Regions from separate parts of the Mus musculus genome. Here region 1 is linked to region 2. Evidence: chromatin loops called from intact Hi-C (ENCODE). Cell type or tissue: left cerebral cortex. All regions are shown on one strand.

The links. A loop is a pair of places that touch in the nucleus more often than their neighbours do. Peaks named below come from ENCODE experiments on the same cell type or tissue, not always from the same donor. Only the 100,000 strongest peaks of a DNase experiment are listed, where the experiment ranks them.
Region 1: a loop joins it to region 2, with 2.0 times the contacts of the local background. A loop is called at or near these places in 1 of 42 quality-filtered maps.

Annotation. Positions count from the first base shown.
Region 1 is chr2:119,744,460-119,746,959 of GRCm38, reverse strand. The region is part of intron 1 of Itpka (inositol 1,4,5-trisphosphate 3-kinase A); the gene reads right to left. Among named protein-coding and RNA genes, the nearest start is that of Itpka, 3.4 kb to the right of the region's middle. In left cerebral cortex, a CTCF peak has its summit at 1,478; DNase peaks (open chromatin) are centred at 1,528, 1,958 and 2,163; H3K4me3 peaks cover 826 bases; H3K27ac peaks cover 1,192 bases.
Region 2 is chr2:119,898,923-119,901,422 of GRCm38, reverse strand. All of the region lies in intron 1 of Mga (MAX gene associated), which reads right to left. Among named protein-coding and RNA genes, the nearest start is that of Mga, 2.9 kb to the right of the region's middle. In left cerebral cortex, a CTCF peak has its summit at 1,172 (motif pointing left); no DNase peak of the experiment used is centred here.

The sequences.
Region 1 (2,500 bases), 150 kb after region 2:
GTGTGTGCGCGCGCCTGGCTGTCCTGGAATTAAATCTGTAGACCAGGCTGCCCTTGAACTCAGAGATTCAGAGATCTACTAGCCTCTGCCTCCCGAGTGCTGGGATTAAAGGCTTATGCTACCACACCAAGCTGGGGTTTTGTGATTTCAGTGAAAGGACTGAAGGCTCAACTGAGGCCTCACAGGAGCCGATTCATTGGACTTGGTAGCACATGGCTGTGTCCTAGCTACGTGGGAGGCTGAAAAAGGAAGATTATGTGAACCCAGAAATTTGAGGCCAGGCTGTGAAACATTGAGATAGGTCTTTAAATATATGATGGTTTGACCAGTTAATATATGATAACAGTATCAACTTGTCCCTGAGCTGACATGAAATAGAGCCATTCCGCACTCTCCTTGGTTTTGTGAGTCTTTTTTTTTTTTTTCCCTGAGGCAGGGTTTCTTTGTATAGCCCTGACTGTCCTGTAGACCAGGTTGGCCTGGAACTCAGAAATTTGCCTGCCTCTGCCTCTCAAGTGCTGGAATTAAAGGCATGCACCACCACTGCCCGGCTTGGTTTTGTGAGTCGCTTTCCTGCCCACTATCTCAGCAGAGCATTCCTGACAGCTCCTGAAATTTCTTATAACAACGTGTAGCGTTCCTTGCCAATAACAGATATGGCCAAACATGGATCCAGTTGATGTAAGCCCCATGGAAGCCAACTCACTGCCAGCTTCGCTCCGAAGAGTGGCTCTTTCTGCAAGGAACAAAACATACTCACAACCAAATAAATCCCAAAAGACTGCTAGATAGTCACTTTGGATTGGTGGGGGGGTGGGTGAAGATTTTGGCTCATAAACAACATCAGGGAAGATATGATCCACCCCTGCCTCAAGGAGAGACTGCTTCCACCAACCACAGGCTGCCTTGACAGTTGGTGCAAAGGTCAAGAAACCAGTGTCCACGATGCTCTGATGACAAACGAGGCCCCTCTGATAATTTCTTTTCCTTCCAGATGAGTGTCTCCATAAGTAGGGACTTGCTGTGTCCTAGCCTTAGACCTCTTCCTTGTCTAAGCTCTGTTCGGAAGCCTTGTGAACATCTGCTCCTTACATCAGCCCGGACAGCCCATTCCCTACCAGACTACATCCTTTGCTGTCTTTAGTTTCCATCGTGTTCTCGGCCTCTATAACAGAGGTTCTCAATCTGTGGGTCGCGACCCCATGTGAGGGACAAACAGTTCTTTCACAGGGGTCATCTGACCATCAGAAAACACTGATATTTACATTATGATTCATAATAGTAGCAAACTTACAGTTATGAAGTAGCAATAAAAATATTATGGTTGGTGGCCACCACACATGAGGAACTTCATTAAAGGGCTGCAGCATTAGGAAGGTTGAGAATCACTGCTCTATAGAGTCACCAATCCTGGTTGACATTTCTGCCAGCCCAACACCCTCCCCATGTTCCAATTGTCCTGTCAAACTAGCACTCCCTGTGGTGATGGTGGGGAGAGCAACCAATTTAAATTTACTAAATGATTTGCACTAAGGTATAAGTGACCCACGACTTCACCTTCCCATGGGCATTTGCTTTTTAAAAAGGAAGTCTGTTAACCTAAATTCTGCTCTATAATTAGTGAAAAATGATGTGTGGGGGTTCTGAGTCCAGGAGGGGACAGCATCCAGGTCTCCTTACCTAGCCTGAGTTATTGAGAGAATAAAACCAGATGAATAAGCATCAAAACACCCTCTCTTCTGCTAGGGTCACTCCCACAAATGTCTGAGGAGACAGCCAAGGCCTTAGAGTCACACCACTTGCCCCTGGAGTAGGCCTCCTGCTTCTCCCTTGGTTGCTCAGTTTTTCTTGTTCTTGAATTTTCCTTCTATCAGAGAAAAGGCCGCTGGAGGGAGCCCAGCCAGCTCTTCATGTCCTGCTCTGAGCAGGCTGTACAAGCGCCTAGGAAGTAAAGGAAAGGTCGTGGAGCCTGGCTAAGACAGGCAGAGCCTTCTAGGGCCTCGAGTCGGGTGTGAGATGCTGGCTGGCTAGGCGGCAGCCCTACAATGCAGGAACCGTCTTTCCCCAGGTGCATCCTTACGGTCAGTGGGACCCGCTCTGCTTCCTGACCGGGGAAGCCCTCAAAGGCCGGCTGAGCGTGTGTGCTGTGGGGCCTGCTGTGAGGCAAAGTCCGCTCCCGGCCCTTCCACGCAGACGCAGGCAGCCTCTGTCAACAGCTCCAGGCTTATCTGCAGCTCCGGAGCTGTTTGCCTTCGGGGAGGCCCCGGCGGGCGGGGGGGTTGGGAAGCCTGGGAGACAACCTGGGAGTTTGAAAGGTCCCTGAGAGGCCATCTGGACCGCTCCTGCAGCCTCCCGGAGGAGACCCAGGGTGGGAAAGGAAGATGATTTGCAGGGAACAGCTAGCTTGGGCTTCTCTTGGATGTCCTGACCCCTGCCGGAGCTACCTACACTGGACCCAGATTTAGACTGCAAGTCCTCCTCCACACAGCCTCTCCCTGAG
Region 2 (2,500 bases):
GACAAAAGTTCCAGTGCTCATATTTAAGAGCTTTATCCACTGAGTCTTCTCTCCAGGTTCTGGTGCACTTAAACTACAAACTTTATGTTAGGTGAAGTATAGCTCAAAAAATTACAAATAGCAGGGTACGGTGGCACATGCTTTTAATCTCAGAACTTGGGAAGCAAAGGCAGGAGGATCTCTGTGAGTTCGAAGCTATCCTGATCTGCAGAGAATTAGTTCCAAGACAGCCAGGACTAAATAGACCGTCTCCAAAAAAAAAAAAAAATTTATAAATAGCCAGGCTTGAAGGCTCACACCCATTAAACTATCAGAAAGTTGCTGAGGCAAGAGAATTGCCATGAATTGAGATTAAAGGGGTGATGAAGTGTTACAGCTTTGAAGGGAGAAGTATTATGGCAGTAGGAAGCCAAGGAATACCACAAAGTCACACCACACAACGAACCTCACCTAAGGGAATTATTGGGAAAACCTTGGCTTGGGTAAGACACTGCAAAAAACTGAGCAGGAAGCAGGCTTTATATAAGATTTCTTGGGGGAGCTTTCCAGGGTGGCCCCATCTTGGGATTTTCACTTTGTAGAGCATAAAGGAACTGGGTCCAGCCATAGCCTTGTTCTGTGAGAAGAGTCTGGCAGCTGGAAGCCCTCAGGGGTGGGGCCTGGCCACTCTTGTGTTGAGGAGCTTACCTGGAGGGGATCTACTTTTTAATACTAGAGCCCTAACATCCATGACCATAGATAAACGAGGAGTTTAACTTGATATCTGTTTCTTTTGAGACAATGTCTCACTATTAGCTAGGCTGACATGGAATGCATTGTATGCCTATAAACCCAAACACCAAGGCAGGAAAATTAAAAGTTCACAACTACATAAAAAATTCAAAGCCAGTCTGAGCTATATGACACTCTGCCTGCCCCATCCCTTCCCCCAAAGGGGAAAAAAATACAAATTGCTTTATTTCAACTTTGTACATAGACATCTAATAAAAATATAAAAATATGTATGAAAAACAGGAAAAGTCAGAACTTGTAGACTTGCATAAAGTCTTTTCAAAAACTAAACCAAAAGGGTTGGAGATGTGGCTCAGTGGTTAAGAACACTAACTTAAGGTCCTGATTTCAAATCCCAGCAACCACATGGTGGCTCACAACCATCCCTAATGAGATCTGTCGCCCTCTTCTGGAGTGTCTAAAGACAGCTACAGTGTACTCACATATAATAAATAAATCTAAAAACAAACAAACAAAAAAAACAACTAAATCAAAAAACTTAAACCAACCAATTTATTGCACCAGTTAACCAAAATACATAAAATCAAAGACCAATTTATGACCCCAAGCTATCATAAACTTGAGGCACGTGGCAATAATTAAAAGAAGAATCCTGGGGGGAGGGTATAGGGGAATTTCGGGATAGCATTTGAAATGTAAATGAAGAAAATATATAATAAAAAATTTAGAAAAAAGAGGAAAAAGAAAAAGGCACGCGCGCGTGCGCGTGCACACGTGCACACACACACACACACACAGAAGAATCCCCCAGACCCTACTGCCCATAGTGCTGATAACCTAACCAGATAGTGATTCTCACAAGTGGGTTTACCACTGAACCATTCTCACAAGTGGGTTTACCACTGAACTGTATATCCCCATCCCATGCTTGATTTTTCTCATCTACAGCTTGAAATATGTTGTTTCACACATACAAAGACTACTCTTAAACTCTAAGATAACCTTAATGTCCACTGCTAAAATCAAATGTACTTTAGAAGTGCTAGGCTACTCCAAGAAAGAAAAAAGAAATCCATTCTGGCAATATTCTAAAGTACTCTGTATTTTGCTCTCTTAACGTTTTAATAAAGAACACAGGCTGGTGGTGCAAACCTTTAATCCCAGCACTGGGGAGGCTGAGGCAGGAGAATCTCATAGGCCAGGCTAGTTTTTGGTTCAGCCTTTCCTCATCAAGCATTTACCTAGATTAAAGTACGGGTTGGAAAGGGCCTTAAACTAAGTTGTAAAGAGAGAAATTCCTGGGCTAGAGAGATAGTTCAATGGTTGTTAAGAGTACTGATTGCTCTTCCAGAGGTCCTGAGTTTAATTCGCAGCAACCGCATGGTGGCTCACAACCATCTGTAATGGGATCTGATGCTTTCTTCAGATCTGATGTGTCTGAAGACAGTGACAATGTACTCGTATAAATTAATCTAAAAAAAAGAGAAATTCTCAGTCCCCCCACTACACATATTCACACTCTCTAACAGACGTCATTTAAAACAATGTAGCAAGATGCATTAATTGTAACTTTGGGAAATTTTTATTATAATGGTCACCCTGATACAACCCATAAAACACACTATGTAGCAACCCAATTAAATGATTTACATACTCAACTACACCAAGTCAAAATTCGAAATCAATATATTACTTTTAAAACACAAATTTCAAATGATGGTCAACACATTCTAAATGTTGCCCATGCTAACCATGTCCTTTTAAACGA